2 separate regions of the Homo sapiens genome follow, and region 1 is linked to region 2. A link is an interaction called in ENCODE POLR2A ChIA-PET data of the cell type or tissue named here. Cell type or tissue: A673. All regions are shown on one strand. Links, peaks and the distances in the headings refer to the core of each region. The heading gives the core; the rest is flanking DNA.

Region 1 (8,054 bases), core at 1,561-6,560, 100 kb before region 2:
ATTCAGCAAAGGCCTGCTTTCTGCAGGGCCCTTTGCCATGGGTTGGGGATGTAGAAGAGGTCAGCCAGGACTGCTTTGTGCAATTTACATGGTGTGTACCACACAAAAGCACCAGCCAAAAGGGTAAAGGGGGCTGCACTCATGGCTGTAATCCACTCACCAAGCCGCAACACTAGTTCAAAGGTATTATCCGGCAACTTTATTTTTGTTTCAAGGGGTGCTTTTTCTAATTAGTCTGCCCGGAGGGGATGCCTTTTTCTATTTTTGCAAAGGCATTCAACTGGCTATCCGTGTCCTGGGAACGGAAGGCCCCGGGAGTACTCTCACAGGGCAGTGTGGAGACTAATGTGAGTGTAAGTAAAAGTACATGTGGCATATCCTTGTGCTGGAAACCCTAGGGTCAGACGAGAGGGTCAGGAAGGAGGGGGTGACCCCTGAGCTATTGATAAATAAATGTACACCATGTCTCTATGCCTTGCATGAGGAAGAGAACCTGGGAACAAAAAAAAGAGGCTTACTGACTTCTTAGCCTGGTGTCTCTGCCACCGAGTCGGGGGCAAGGTCTCAGCAACAGGAAAAGCTGCTCTGAGAGACTGTGTGGGGTCTAGGGAAGGGCAGAGTCACACAGACCTGAGCCGTGGTTGGTACGTGGTCTCAGGCAGGGCATTTAACCTCTCAGACCCTGGTTTTTTCATCCTAAAAATGTGAAGATACCAAATCCCTGCTAGAAGCTGTTCTAAGATGCTAACATATGTGCTGGCCCTCAAACAATGGGAGCAACCATGGCTACTCTTGCCTGTGCCCCCCAACACCATGGCAGTGGCTGAGTCGTGGTAAAGGTGATGTGTTGGGGCCACATGTCTCCTACATGAGCTGGGGTTCCATATCCTTTGTTCCCGTCCCTAGCAACGTCCAAGGAAGGGATGGCTGGACTGTCAGGCTTTGGGGCGCTGGCTTTATCCAGCAAACACCACCCACCATACCCAAACACAGACCATGGCTCCTGCTCAGAGAGTTCATCCGACCATCAGCTACCCTAGAACTAAAGTGAGGAGGCCATTAGATCTAAGACCCAGCTTTTCAAGCATATGGAGAAAAAGAGAGCAGCTGAGGTCCTGTCTCATGCCAGGTGGGGAGGAGTCTCCCAGTCTGTAGCCTCAGCCCTCCAACCCTCACCCTGACGTCTGTCTAGCCACTGGGGACCCCTTCAGGTCCAAGGTCCAAGGTCCAAGACTGGTGGGAGTTCAAATAAAGTTTTTTTTTTTTTTTTTTTTGAGACAGAGTCTCGCTCTTGTCCACCAGGCTGGAGTGCAATGACCCGATCTCGGCTCACTGCAACCTCTGCCTCCCAGGTTCAAGCGATTCTCCTGCCTCAGCCTCCTGAGTAGCTGGGATTACAGGTGCCTGCCAGCACACCTGGCTAATTTTTGTATTTTTAGTAGAGACGGGGTTTCGCCATGTTGGCCAGGCTGGTGTCGAACTCCTGACCTCAGGTGATCTGCCTGCCTCGGCCTACCAAAGTGTTGAGATTACAGGCGTGAGCCACCACGCCTGGCCCAAAGAAAGGTTTTAACTTCAGGGCTGCAGAGAGACCTTGGCAGGACATATAGACATGTCTGAATGACTGCTGAGATCTGCAAATTGTAACCCTCCAGGCTCTTGGCAGCTGGAAGATGGACACGGACCTGTGGTTTACACTTGCCAGCCCAGGTCTTAACACTCAGGCCAGGCCCTCTTGTTGCACGTGGCCTTCACCCTGCAGATCAGTAGTGTACAATATAGCAGCCACTGGCTGCACGTGGCTATCGAACACTTCAAATGTGGCTGCTCCAAATTGAGATGGGCTGTAAGTGTTAAAATTCATGCCAGATTTTCAAGACTTAGTTAGAAAAAAAAAAGGAATAAAATATTTCAACCAGTTTTATATTGATGGTATGTTGAAATGAGAATATTGGATATATTGGGTTAAATAAAATACATCATTAAAATTAATTTCACCTGTTACTTTCTTACTTTTTAAATGTGGCTGCTGGAAGTTTTTAAAGTGTTTATGTGGTTTGAATTTCTTTCTTTTTTCTTTTTTTTTGAGATGGAGTTTCACTCTTGTTGCCCAGGCTGGAGTGCAGTGGCACAGTCTTGGCTCACTGCAACCTCTGCCTCCTGTATTCAAGCGATTCTCCTGCCTCAGCCTCCCGAGTAGCTGGGACTATAGGTGCCCGTCACCGTGCCCAGCTAATTTTTTGTATTTTTAGTAGAGATGGGGTTTCACCATGTTACCCAGGCTGGTCTCAAACTCCTGACCTCAGGTGATCTGCCCACCTCAGCCTCCCAAAGTGCTGGGATTACAGGCGTGAGCCACTGTGCCCAGCCTGCGTTTCTATTTCTATTTCTACTGGATAGCACTGCAGTAGAGCTTCACCAGCAGCTAGCTGGCTGGGTCTCAGCAGTCCTAGAGCTGGTACCCCCATTACATAGATGAGGAAACCACAGTTCAGTGTATAGCCCACTCAGGAGAAGTGTTTGGGTCAAAGGAGTGAGTCCCCTTCACTGTAACCTGTTGGCTCTAATCAGGAGCTGTGGCCTCACCCACTCATGACCTCCCCTCTCCTGGGATGTTTACGCTTACCTCAGGGGTACCACAGAATGTGGATGTGGTGTCTTCAGGCTCTACACCTTCCTTGCAGAGGCCAAAATCCGTCAGCACCACGTGTCCCTGAGAATGACGGAGGGCATGGGCTGGAGGGTGGTATGAGCCAAGGGTATGGCCAGGCCTAACCCCCAAAGCCCAGATGCCACACCCCAGGGCAGCAGCTGTGGGATCTGATGCCCAGGCACAGGCTGGAGGCTCCACTCCAACACAGGGCTCCTGGACTGGATGTCAGGAGCAGCACAGGGGGCCGGGTGGGCATTCCACTGTTTGCCCACAGCTCATCACAAACTCAGACCCACCCCTACGACAGTGGCAGCTTGTGGACAGAAAACCCCTAGACAGAGGCTGGGGACTCAGAAAGCAATCACACCTTGTGGCAGCTGGGCAGGAAGGTAGAATGAGTAGATACTGTGGGGTTCTGCCTGGATCCCTCTTCTGAAACCAGGCTACAGAAGAACCATGCCTATCCCCATCCCCCTGCTGCTAGAACATTGCCCGCACCCAAAGTTATGCCCCGTCCCTAGGAGCAATCCATGTCCAGGGGCACAAAGGCCCATCCTCTTTGTCTCATTTTGGGACAATCCTAGAGACCCACCCCAGCTCAGGCCCTCCCCCTGCCGGCAAGATCAGCTGAGGCCCCACTGGTAACTACAATGCAGGTGAGCTTCTTCCTTTGCCCAATCCTGTTTTTTTACCCCTTTAAAAGTGTTATCTCTTGAGAATGTTCCCCAATAAAGCTTCTGCCTCCTCTCCATCTCAGAGTCTGTTTCCATGGAGCCCAGTCTAAGACAAACTCCACCAGCCTCCACCTGGCTCCACCCCTGCCCCCTATGTACATGCATGCACACATATACATGTACAGTCTCATGTGCACATATGTATGTGTGTACATGTGCATGGGCACACACACATATGCTCAAATGCCTCCTCTACCTATATGCATACATGTACAATGCATGCACACCCATGTACACAGACTCATGGTCAGATAGTGTACCTGTGCAACCACATACACACACACACACACACACACACACACACACACACACCAACCTGGCAGTCCAAGAGAATGTTCTCTGGTTTCAGATCCCTGCAGAAAATAAGAGAAAACAGCCTTGAGGTGTCTCAGCCATTTAGTGAGGAGAGTTGGAGACCTGGGCGGGGGGTGGTCCTGGCAGGAGAACTATTCATGGAGGTTGCCAGAGATGCAGAAGGAGAGCCCAGAAAGGCTGGGCACTTGGACCTCGGAGGAGGAGACTCCAACCCCACCCAAAACAAAGGACCAAGTCCACCAGGATTTCATCAGGATTTAGTGTCCACACAACCCCTAGCTGTTGGAGCAAGAAGGGCTTGGTCCTGGCTCTGAGCCACAGGCAGGCCTCACCTGTAAATGATGTTGAGGGAGTGCAGGTAGCCAATGGCGCTGGCCACCTCAGCAGCGTAGAACCTGGCCCGGGGCTCCAGGAACCGGCGCTCCCGCTGCAGGTGGAAGAAGAGCTGGAGGGGAGGAGGAGTGTGACAGGAGTTATTGGGTGGCTGCTGTAGGGCTAGGGTGCACCTGCTCCCCGCCCTGTGCGGCTGCGAGCTCACTCCCTCTCTGACCTGCAGCATTCTTCCTACCAAAAGAGTGCATGCTGGCCCCTGCCCCACACAGCAGTCCCGGGTGTCCAAAGAGTCAGCAGAAGAAGAGATGAGTTAGCATTGCTTAAGCACCTCCTGTGTTCCAGGTTCCAAGTCAGGCCCTTCCACATCTCTTATTTAATCCTCATGACAACCTTCAAGGTACAAGTGTCATGCTAGTTTCATGTAAGAGGAAGCTAGGAGGGGTCAGAATGGTTAGGCGACTTGCCCAAGGTCATGTAGCTTATAATTGGCAGAGCTGGCATTTGAACCTGCGTGGTTCAAAGATTATGCTTTTCCATCAATCCAGGCGATATGATGATACGGCTGTCAGACTGAGCTCAGGTTAGATCCACCCATGGGCCAATGTTTTTGGACTATTTTGCTGGCATGGAAAGCCCTTCACTTAGGGATGCAGGACAAAAACCCCCCTCTTAGCATCATTCTGAAAGGCAAGAGATCACGCAGGTTAAATCTGGGGTCACTGACTGGAGCTCCACTACATTTTGCATCTTGACCAGAGAGACAGAGTGAAGCCCAGGAGGGAGCTCTGCTTGTCCCAGCTGTGCTTCTGGGTCACCAGGTGGCCTTGAGGTCTCTGTTTACCACAGTGACCAGTCAATCCCACCCTGTGGCCTATGGGAGCACTAGAAACCTTGACCACGAGCTCCTCTTAGCATTGACCTTTCCCGGGCCTATCAAAGTGCGTCTATGGGCAACTCTGAATGAGGAAGGCAAGAAAGCATTATGGTGGGGAGTCTAACAGACCTGAATTCAAGTCCTGACTCTACCAGGTATGCGCTGGGTGGCCTTGAGCAAATGATTACCTCCCTGAACCTCAGTTTCTTTAGCTACAAAATGGGTCTATTGTAAGATGAAGTGAGATCATTCCAGAACTTGGCATGCAGTGGGCATGTGGGATGGACAGCTCCCAGCCGAGAGCCAGCCCAGGGAAGCCTCCCTGTGGGCCCACCCACCTCTCCCCCGTTGACATAGTCGAGCACGAAGTAGAGCTTCTCAGGTGTCTGGAAGGAGTAGCGCAGGCCCACGAGGAAGGGGTGCCGCACGTTCTTCAGAAGCACACTGCGCTCTGCCATGATGTGGCTCTGCTGTGGAGTCACAAAGAGAGGGGTCCATGTCACAGCCCACAACAGCCTCTTTTATCCCGGCTCAGCCCATATAAGCTTGTGGGTGGGGGTCATCCTACCCAGGACTTTCTCATGCCCCTGCTCAAACACCCACAATGGCTCCCTATTGCCCTTAGAGCCAGGCCCAAGTTCCTTCCTTAGTATTCAGGGCTCAGGGTGGTCAGCCTCATCCTAAGCTAGTTCATGTGGGCACAGCTCTAGCCCCTGTATCAGAGCTTCTTGCCCTTGGAGTGAAAAGCAAAGCATGTGTGATGCCTACATAACTGAGTTCCTAAGGGAAAGAAGCCACACACTATCCATATTCATGTATTTGCTCATGCTATTTCCTCTTCCTGGATGTCGCACCCTCTTTTCAGACCATCAGAATCCCACCATCAAGGCCAGCTGCACCGCTGCCTCCCTCAGGAAGACCTCCCATTCCACCCCCCACGGAGACCTTGTTAACATTAATCTCTCTTTTCTCTGAGTCCCCCAACCTCCTATGCAATCCTCTCTCTGGGCCTGCTCTGGCCTACTAATGGAGTCAGGTGTTAAAGGAACTCAGGTCAGCTGAGGCATCAAGAAATCCATGATGGGGCTGAGTGTGGTAGCTCATGCCTGTAATCCCAGCACTTTGGGAGGCTGAGGCCAGCGGATCTCTTGAGGCCAGGAGCCTGACCAACATGGCAAAACCCCATCTCTACTAAAAATACAAAAATTAGCCAGGAGTGGTGGCGGGTGCCTTTAGTCTCAGCTACTGGGGAGGCTGAGGCATGAGATCACTTGAACTCAGGAGGCGGAGGTTGCAGTGAGCTGAGATGGTGCCATTGCACTCCAGCCTGGGTGACAGAGCAAGACTCTGTCTCAACAACAAAAAAAGAAGTCCATGATGTGCTGTGCATGTAGCTCATGCCTCTAACCCCAGCACTTTGGGAGGCTGAGGCGGGAGGATTGCTTAAGCCCAGGAGTTTGAGGCTGCAGTGAGCTGTGATTGCACTACTGCACTCCAGCCATATGGCCTGATGGCATGAAGGGTCTTCAGAGAGAATAAAGTGGGGCTCCACATTATACAGATGGGGAGCCTGGCACTTGGAGCAGGCAGAAGACTTGTCCATCGTGGAGCCTGTGTTTCCCAGGGGAAGGCAAAGCCAGGCTGGTTTTCCTGAAAGCCCTGTGGTGAGATGGCTTGGCCTGCTTTCTTTGAGAAGGGCCAGCATCCTGCGTACCACCTCCCCTCTACCCTTTGTTGTGACCACTTCTGCACCCAGGCCCATGGACCTGTCAGAGGTGGGACCCATCTTTGAAAGCCACCCTAGGCTGCGGCTTGAGAAGCAGAAGAAGAAATGCCTGTGCCCGAGCTCTGGTACCTCTTTCTTCTTTAAGATGGACTTTTTCTGTAGTACCTTCACTGCATAGAACGCCCCATCAGACTTGCGCTTGGCCAGTAGGACCTGAGAAGAAACATGAATTTGAGGCCCTGTAGGTGACTTTGGACTTCCCAACAGCAGTACAAGGCCTCCCGCCTGCCCCTGCTTTTGTCTGCAGGTGCGAGTGCTCTCTCTTCATACATACAAGTGGCAGCAGGGGCTGGAAGAGGCTGCAGAAGGGAAGACCCAGGCTTCCCACCCTCACCAAGTCACTCACCTTCCCGTAGTTCCCTTTGCCGATGACTTTGAGGAAGTCGAAGTCCGTGGGCTGGGCACTGGGGGAAGAGGGAAAAACACGGATCAGCATTTGCAATGTCTGGAAACCTGGTGCCTGAGAACAAACCTGGGCTTCTTTTTAACTTTAGAATGGGGAAATACAGAGAGCCTTCCAGGAGCCATGCCTCCTCACCCCCGAAGAACCCCATGTTCTCCCAGCCGAAAGAGGGCTTGTAAGATTCACCCTGGCCCCAGGGGAACTCAAATTCAAGTTAAACAACAGGCAGAGGGTAGAGATAAAACCAGACATACTGCACAGAAGGCCTGCATAGAAGGCAGGGTTCTGGTACCCAAAGCCCCTCAGAAGGGCCTGAAGTGTGGGGAGTTGCTAACAATGCAGACATTTAGGTGGCATTGCAGGAAGAGGGTTCAGCATGGGCAGAGGCTGGGGAATTTGTGGGAGATAGAGCTGGGGAAAGGTCCTGGGCCCAGATGGCAGACAGTCTTGAATGCTAGACCAGAGAATCTGGATTTTATTCCCAAGGCAAGGGGAGCCAGGTATGAGGGGAGTCAAGTAGGAAAGGTGCTTGAGGGACCAGAACTCACTTTGGGTTGGCTGAAGGCCCCAGGTTGATGTTCCCATTGGCCCTGGAGGGCTAAAGAAAGAAGTGATTATGATCAGCAGATCCCTACTCCTTGGCTACCTCCCTTTCTCCTGGCCCAGGCCCTGATCCCTTCTCCAACAACTCTACTAGGCCTGCCTGCCTTTTTCTTTTCTTTTTTTTTCACCTGCCCGCCTGCCCGCCTCCCTCCCTCCCTCCCTCCTTCTACCCACCCACAAATCCACTTATCCACCATCTTACCCACTTCTCAAAACAGCCTTGGGAGGCAGCTGGCTGTTGTGCTAATTGAATAGGCGAGGAAACTGAGGCCCAGAGAGGAGTTGCCCAGGGTCTCACAGGCAACCAGGTTGGGATACGACCCAGGTGTCTCCATGACAAATCTCATGATTTT
Region 2 (9,000 bases), core at 4,001-9,000:
GCTCTCTTAATGTTTAACCATGCCTTTTATTTAAATAATTCCAGGAACTGGCCTTAGGAGATCCAGAATATCAAACCAAGGTTGAGAGTGTCCCATCTCAGGAAAGAATGAACAATTGATTTACAGCCTTGTTGCCTCCAGCTAGACCACCAGGTGGCCCATTACCCAACATAACCATTGCAACTAGATAATGCTGACCTGCATACCCTACCCCTCAGAGCTTTGCCCCGTCCTGCCTGCATATCTACCCCCGATATTTATTCTTTATTTTTTAAATAATTTTTAATTAAAATATGGAATGCTTCACAAATTTGCGTGCCATCCTTGCGCAGGGGTCATGCTAATCTTCTCTGTATCGTTCCAATTTTAGTATATATGCTGCTGAAGCAAGCACTAAGTGTGATGTTTTATATTCCTCTGAAATAGGAAATATTTACTTACTGTTTAACTTACTTGCTATTATCTGCAGCGTCACAACAGGAAACAGAAGGCACACTCCCCACTTCAGTAATTTGAAGACGACACAATAAATCATTAACTTATTTATAATGGTGTGGGCAGGATGTAGAAAAATTACAATGGTTAGCGTAAGACGGAGGGGCTAGGACAAGGGGAGGCAGTGGTTACCGGGACTTGGAACAAGAGGGCTGTGTACACCAGACACTATGGCCTTTGGTTGAAGGCCACTGCCAGCCTTAGTTAAGTCTGCGGGGGTAGGGGTGGGGTGCTGTGGGAATAAAGACCCCAACTTCCATCTCCTCCCTCTCTCCACGTCCCACTCAGAAACCAGAGGGCAGGGAAGTGTGTGGAGGAAGTCATGAGGCTAGTTTCCTGAGGCTCAGACAGGCGGATAGGGAATTGGGATGGAAAAATGGAAGATATCTCTCATATTCATTTAGGCAAAATGAAACGACTGAACTTCAGAATGCTGCCTTGTGTGTGACTTTGGGCATGTGGGTTTACCTGACCTGTTTCATCATCTGTAAAATGCTGGGTAACAGTTTCTACCACGTATAGTTATTGCAGGGACATATGTGGAGTTGCCTAGCACCCCGTATCAGTTAGCTATCATTGTCCCTAACCCCCAAAACTGAGTAGCACACACCACTACATTTTTACTTTTCACATTTCTGCAGGTTGGCTGATCTGGCTGGGTTCTGCTTCGAGCTGGTGGCCAAGGCTCACAGGCAGCTCTGGCCAGCCTGTCTCTTGTCCTCTTGGACCAGCAGGCTGGCTGAGGTGTATTATTCTCATGGAGACAGCTGGGATGCAGGAGAGCAAGCCCAGGTGTGCAAGTGTGTCTTAAGGCTTTAGCTGTGTTGTAATAATTTTTCTGGAGCTTTGGTAACAAATTACCACAAACTTGGTGGTCTAAAATTTTTTTTTTTTTTTTTTTTGAGATGGAGTCTTGCTCTGTCACCCAGGCTGGAGTGCAGTGGCACATGTCGGCTCACTGCAACCTCCGAGTCCCAGGTTCACGCCATTCTCCTGCCTCATCCTCCCGAGTAGCTGGAGCTACAGGTGCCCGCCACCACTCCTGGCTAATTTTTTGTATTTTTAGTAGAGACGGGGTTTCACCATGTTAGTGAGGATGGTCTCGATCTCCTGACCTCGTGATCCGCCCTCCTCGGCCTCCCAAAGTGCTGGGATTACAGGCGTGAGCCACAGCGCCCGGCCTAAAATATTTTCAAAGTAATGGCAAAAACTGCAATTACATTTACACCAACCTAATAACACAAATTTATTGTCTTATGGTTCTGGAGGTCAAAAGTCAGAAATGGGTTTCACTGGGCCAATCAAGGGAGGGAGGGAGGCATGGGCCCAGTCAGGGAGTCGGCAGGGCTGTGCTCCCTTAGGGAGAATCCGTTTCCTTGTTCCGTGGCTCCGTCCATCTTCAGAGCTGACAGTAGAGCATCTCCAATCTACTGTTGCTTCCATTTTTACACCAACTTTTTCTGATTTTTGACTCTCCAGCCTCTCTAGATTATAAGGGAGGCTGGAGAGTCAAAAAAAAAGCCTCCCTTTGTGATTACACTGGGCCTAGCCAGATAATTACATCTCCAGAACGTTATTTAATTACATCTGCAAAGTGTCTTTTACAATGTTAAGTTACATATTCACAGGTTCTGGAGATTAGCTCGTGGACCTTTTGGGGGGTGGGGGAGGGCATCATTCAGCCTACCAAATAGATCATGCCTGCTAAATTCCATTGGCCAACATCAAGTGAGGGAAGTACTCATAAATGCAGAAAAGGGAGACAATAAATATTTCTTATAGTAATGTAATCTACCACACATCTGGTAAGGCATTTTTTTTTTTTTTTTTGGAGACAGAGTCTTGCTCTGTCGCCCAGGATGGAGTGCAGTGGGGTGATCTTGGCTTACTGCAACCTCTGCCTCCTGGGTTCAAGTGATCCTCCTGCTTCAGCCTCTGGACTAGCTGGGATTACAGGCGCCCACCACCATGCCCAGCTAATTTTTGTATTTTTAGTAGTGATGGGGTTTCGCCCTGTTGGCCAGGCCGGTCTTGACCTCCTGACCTCAAGCGATCTACCCGCCTCGGCCTCCCAAAGTGCAGGGATTACAGGTGTGAGCCACTGCGCCCGGCCAAAGTTTTTAATAAACGCTTACTGAATATGAGTTGGACTATGATGACTCATGGTGCTATACTTTTCGAGGGCTTCCTGAAAAACTTCCTGAAAACACTAGTGAGCACTGATCATCTTATTATGATCACAGCCACACTGTTGTCTGGACTTGAGTTACTGCTAGGTCTGCAGGCAATGGTCAAGGTGGATGAAAACTATAATTTGAGGTATTTATTTACTCATTCCATTTATAGTGCTGTTGTGTACTCTAGAATCACATTGAAAGTTAGGCTCTGAATTTTCCTTCTTCCTCTACTCATTATTCAGAGCAAGATGACACATTATCTGCTTTAAACCCTCTGACGGCGCGGAAAAGAGGCTGCAGGATCTTAGAGAAACAGTTTCCTTTTAATCCTCTTATCCCTTTGCCAGAAACGGCCCAGAAGTCAGCTGAGGAACCATATATCCAGGCAGGGAAGCCATGTACTGCTCTGCTTTGAGCAGGTTAGAGCAAACCTGGAGTGCTTTGTCTACCAGTGGACACCACTCTGTAAGAGTGGCACACACAACGCCGGGTACGGTGGCTCATGCCTGTAATCCCAGCACTTTGGGAGGCCGAGGCGGGCGGATCATGAAGTCAGGAGATCGAGACCATCCTGGCTAACATGGTGAAACCCCGTCTCTACCAAAAATACAAAAAAAATTAGCCAGGCGTGGTGGCGGGTGCCTGTAGTCCCAGCTACTTGGGAGGCTGAGGCAGGAGAATGGCGTGAACCCGCGAGGCGGAGCTTGCAGTGAGCTGAGATCGCGCCATTGCACTCCAGCCTGGGCAACAGAGCAAGACTCCGCCTCAGAAAAAAAAAAAAAAAAAAAGAGTGGCACTCACAAATTAAGAGTGCAGAAAGACAACATATAGTTAGGAGATTCAAAACTGTGGCACTGACTGAGGCAGGGTTGAGAGGGTTTCCGCTTGGAGAAGAGAGGACCTTCAGATGACCAGAAGGTAACATGATTTGTGTGGCTAGAGGGAGAATCAGGTAATATTTTCCTAGCTCTGTCCACCGAAAAGGCCTATGACCAAACAAGTGGCAATGAATTTGCTTATTGCCCAGACTGGTTGCTAAATACCATTTCCAACAAAACCAGGGCTCCTTGGAGAAATGACTGATTTCAGATCTGGACTGAAAATGTACAACATGATGCTGGAAATCTTACCATACCAGAAAGCGAGGAAACTGACAAGATTAGAATAGTTTCAAAAGGACTCAGGAGACAAATTGAGTTGAGTTCCACTGACCGAAGACAGAATTAGGTATCATTGATTAGAAGGCCAGGCACAGTGGCCCACCTCTGTAATCCCAACACTTTGGGAGGCAGAGGCAGGCAGATTGCTTGAGCTCAGGAGTTCAAAAGCAGCCTGGCTAACATGGCGAAACTCCGTCCCTACAAAAAATACAAAAATTAGCCAGGCGTGGTGGCATGTGCCTGTAGTCCCAGCTACTTGGGAGGCTGAGGTGGGAGGATGGCTTGACCCCAGGAGGTTAAGGCTGCAGTGAGCCGTGATCATGCCACTGTATTCCAGCCTAAGTAACAGAGTGAGACCCTAACTCAAAAAAGAAAAAAATAAAAAGGTAGCATTGATAAGACGAGCTGCAATGGATTGAAATAAATGTTTAAAGCCACAAGTCCATGGTTTAATGTATCTAGGCAAAAATAATCAATGGTTGCCATTATGACAAAAAAGACGTTCAAATGGGGTCTTGCTAAGTTACCCAGGCTGGTCTTGAACTCCTGGCCTTCAACTCCTTGAACTCCTCCCACCTTGGCTTCCTATAGGTGTGGGACACCGCACTCGCCCCCACGTAGTTTTCTGTTTTTTCTTTTTTTTGAGACAGTCTTGCTCTGTCACCCAGGCTGGAGTGCAGAGGCGTGATCTCGGCTCACTGCAGCCTCCACCTCCAGGGCCCAGGTGATCCTCCACTTCAGCCTCCCAAGTAGCTGGGACTACAGGCACCTGCCACCATGCCTGGCCAATTTTTCTATTTTTTTGTAGAAGCAGGGTCTCCCTATGTTGCCCAGGCTGGTCTTGAATTCCTGGGCTCAAGTCATCTGCCTACCTCAGCCTCCCAAAAGTGCTGGGATTACAGGCATGAGCCACGATGCCCAGCCCCCAAGAAGTTTTGAAACAAAAATAAAGGTGGTGATGGGCACACTGAAAGCCCAGACTCACCGACAGAATATATGCATGTAACAAACCTGCACTTGCACATCCTATTCAAATTTTTTTTTAAAATTGGAATTTGACAAAACCACTAGAATAGTGGGTCTTAAGTTTTAGTATGTGCCAGAACCACCTAAGGGGCTTTAAAAAACACCTATGGCTGCGCTCTACCCAGTTTTATTTTTTAAATATTTATTTGAGACAGAGTATCACTCGGTCCCCATACTGGAGCACGATCTTGGCTCACTGCAACCTCTACCTCCTGGGTTCAAGGAATTCTCCTGCCTCAGCCTCCCAAGTAGTTGGGATTGCAGGCATGCGACACCATGCCCGGCTAATTTTTGTATTTTTAGTAGAGGTGGGGTTTCACGACCTTGCTCAGGCTGGTCTCGAACTCCTGACCTCAGGTGATCCACCTGCCTCGGCCTACCAAAGTGCTGGGATTATAGGAGTGAGCCACTGTGCCCGGCCCAGAGTTTTAATTTATTTGTTTAAAAAAAAAGTTGGCTGGGCCAACAGAGCGATACTCTATCTCAAAAAAAAAAAAAAAATTGTTGTGGGTACATAGTAGGTGTATATATTCATAAAGTAAATGAGATACTTTGATACAGACATGCAATGTGTAACAATCGCAACATGGAAAATGGGGTATTCATCCTCTCAAGCATTTTTTTGTATTTTTATTTTTTCTTTTTAATTACCCACACTACACAGACATACCCTCAAGCATTTATCCTTAATGTTACAAACAATCCAGTTATATAGTCTTTATTTTAAAATGTACAATTAAATTACAGACTATAGTCACCCTGTGTGCTATCACATACTATATTTTATTCTTTTTTGGACCCATTAACCATCCCTACCTACCCCTCACCCCCTTACTACCCCTTCCCAGCCTCTCATAACCATCCTTTTACTATTTCCAGGAATTCAACTGTTTTGATTTTTAGCTCCCACAAATATGTGAGAACATGTGAAGTTTGTCTTTCTGTGCCTGACTCTATCCACAGTTTTTGATTCAGAGTCTGGGGTGAAGACTGTATTTGTAACATCTAACATCGGAGATGATTTTGATGCTGCTGGTTGGGAACCATGTTTTTTTTTTTTTTTTTTTTTTTAAGACAGGGTCTTGCTCTGTCACCCAGGTTAGAGTGCAGAGGCATGATTGGCTCAATGCAGCCTTAACCTCCTGGGCTCAAGTGATCCTCCCACCTCAGCCTCCTGAGCAGATGGGACAGGTGGGCAGCATCAGTCTGATTTTTAATTTTTTTGTAGAGATGGGGTCTCACTATGTTGCCCAGGCTGGTCTCAAACTCCTGGGCTCAAAGGATCCTCCCAGAGTGTTGGAATTACAGGCGTGAGCCACTGTGCCTTGGCAGAACCACACTTCTTGCTGGGTGCAGTGGCTCATGCCTGTAATCCCAGCACTTTGGGAGGCCAAGGTGGGAGGATCGCTTGAGGTCAGGAGTTTGAGACAAGCCTGGGCAACATGGTGAAACCCCGTCTCTACCAAAAAGAGAAAAAATTAGCTGGGCATGGTGGCAGCTACTCAGGAGGCTGAGGTGGGACGATCGCTGGAGCCCAGGAGGCAGAAGTTGCGTGAGCTGATTGTAACACTGCAACTCTAACCTGGGTGATACAGTGAGACCCTTCACACACACACACACACACACACACACACACACACACACCCGCTTTCTCTAGGTCTATTAATTTACAGGAAATGCAGCATACAGGAGAATACACTTAATGACGCCATGAGATTGCAATCAGCAAAATCAAGACTGGGAAACTCTCCAGGACAATGACTTAGCTTCTCCAATAAACACACTGCAAGGGGACAAAGAGACTCTAGATTTAAAGAGAGTTTAGATGTCTTTAAAGAGCTATATAGTGCATCTACAGATAAAATGTCTAGGATTTCCTTCAAAATTATTTGGGAGAGGAAGTAGACAGGTATACATTGTTAAAGCTAGAGGAGCACAAGGGTGGTTCATTCCACTATTCTCACTGGTGTTTGAAACTTTGTATGACAAAAGTAACAGTAATGTGTTTAGTACACTCGGGCTGCTCATGAAGGACGAAAAAGTAGGGATAGTAGATACTTTAATACTTGGGCACCACATTCCACGTTTGGCATCTTTGTTTTGCCTTTTTCTCAAGTTGGTTAGAACAGTATTATTAGAGTTTAGCTATTTTTTTTTCTTTTTTTGAGACAGAGTCTTGCTCTGTTGCTCAGGCTGGAGTACAGTGGTGCAGTCTCTGCTCACTGTAAACCCCCCTCCTAGGTTCAGGCGTTTCTTTTGCCTTGGTCTCCAGGGTAGCGGGGATTACAGGCCTGCGCCACCACGCCCAGCTTTTTGTATTATTAGTAGAGATGGGGTTTCACCATGTTAGCCAGGCTGGTCTCCAACTGCTGATCTCAAGTGATCTGCCTGCCTTGGCCTCCTTTACAGGAATGAGCCATCACACCCGGAGAGTTTAGCTCTTCTATTTCAGAATGTTTTCCTAAATGCAGTTACTATTTAATGAGTGACTATGCCAAATGCTTTGATAATAGTATTTACTTTTCACAATATTAGCAGGTCTTGTTTTATAGATGAGGGTGCAACTTATTTGCCTCCCAATCCTTTTGGCCTTGGGCTAGGGGACTTGCTCTGCTTTCAGCAGTAATGGGGGTTCTATCTGATGCCATCAAAGCTTTGCCTTCAGCAGCTCTTAATCTCCAAATTGGTTCCCTCCTAAAGACAAAAATAAAAAACCACCTTCTTTAAACCTTACCTTTAAAAGTCTACTCCCTTAGCTGGGTGTGGTGGTGCACACTTGTCTCGGCAATTTGGGAGACTGAGGTGGGAGCATCGCTTGGGCCCATGATTGCACCACTGCACTCCAGCCTGGGTAACAGAGTGAGACTCCATCTCTTAAAAAACAGAAAACCTAAAGAAAACCCATATAGTGTACCTGCCCCCTCCTCCCCGCCACCCCTCCAAAGCAATTCCTTTATGGTAGAAGGCCAGGCAAGGTAGCTCACACCTGTAGTCCCAGCACTTTGGGAGGCCGAGGCGGGGGATCACCTGAGGTCAGGAGTTCGAGATCAGCCTGACCAACATGGAGAAACCCTGCCTCTATTAAAAAAATACAATCTTAGCTGGGCGTGGTGGCACATGCCTGTAATCCCAGCTACTCGGGAGGTTGAGGGAGGTGAATAGCTTCAGCCCAGGAGGTGGAGGTTGTGGTGAGCTGAGATTGCACCATCGCACTCCAGCCTGGGTAACAATAGTTAAACTCTGTCTCGTGGGGGGAAGAAAAGTTTATTTTGTAGGTTTTGCCCTCATCTTGGATTTGTCTCGTTTCTACATGACAGCATTTTGGGCAGGAATATCACAAGAATGAGACTCTGTCCTCGATGTATTATGTCCAGTGACCCATGTTAATAACCTGGATCACTATTAAGTCATTTTTTAAAATAATTTTGAGGGAGAGGAGGCTAACTGGAGGCTAGGTATATTAACTCCTCTTCAAAAAGTAACATGAAGAAAAAGCCTGAGGATGCATTAGAGATTTAGAGACTCAAGAACCATGACAACAAAATGCAACCAATGAATCTTGGACCAAGAGAAAAAATGTAAGGGACATTAAGGGACAACTGATGAAACTTCGGTATGAACTGTGTATCAGACAACAGTATTTTATCAGTTAATTTCCTGATTTTGATAATTCTGTAGTTACAGAAGATAATGGCCCTGTTCCCAGAAAACACATTGAAAAAAAATTTTTTTTGAGACAGGGTTTCACTCTGTCGCCCAGGCTGGAGTGCCATGGTGTTATCTTGGCTAACTGCAACCTCCGCCTCCTGGGTTCAAGCAATTCTTCTGTCTGTCTCAGTCTCCCAAGTAGTAGGACTACAAGCACGCAACACCATGCCTGGCTAATTTTTATATTTTTGGTGGAGACAGGGTTTCACCATGTTGGCCAGGCTGGTCTTGAATTCCTGAGCTCAGGTGATCCTCCTGTCTTGGCCTCCCAAAGTGCCGGGATTACAGGCATGAGCCACCGCACCCACTCTTCTAATTTTTGAACCATGATTCCTTTCTATTCAAAAGGAATAAAAAGTTAACGACTGTGTTAAGTGCTATACTGGGGGCCATCTGCAGGATTGCTCAAAGATAAACAGGCATATGTAAACAAG

The links. ChIA-PET counts read pairs that join two places held together with the same protein. Peaks named below come from ENCODE experiments on the same cell type or tissue, not always from the same donor. Only the 100,000 strongest peaks of a DNase experiment are listed, where the experiment ranks them.
Region 1: POLR2A ChIA-PET joins it to region 2 with 12 read pairs; 12 of 35 experiments call an interaction of 5 or more read pairs at or near these places.

The regions. Positions count from the first base shown.
Region 1 is chr20:43,566,710-43,574,763 of GRCh38, reverse strand. SGK2 (serum/glucocorticoid regulated kinase 2) reads right to left here. Exons shown (of 13, transcript NM_170693.3): 3 at 7,647-7,696; 4 at 7,042-7,099; 5 at 6,765-6,848; 6 at 5,248-5,379; 7 at 4,035-4,147; 8 at 3,704-3,740; 9 at 2,627-2,713. Among named protein-coding and RNA genes, the nearest start is that of SGK2, 12 kb to the right of the region's middle. In A673, for the core only: no CTCF peak of the experiment used is centred there; no DNase peak of the experiment used is centred there.
Region 2 is chr20:43,464,407-43,473,406 of GRCh38, reverse strand. It overlaps the pseudogene RNU6-1251P. Among named protein-coding and RNA genes, the nearest start is that of SRSF6, 11 kb to the right of the region's middle. In A673, for the core only: no CTCF peak of the experiment used is centred there; a DNase peak (open chromatin) is centred at 6,576; H3K27ac peaks cover 2,311 bases.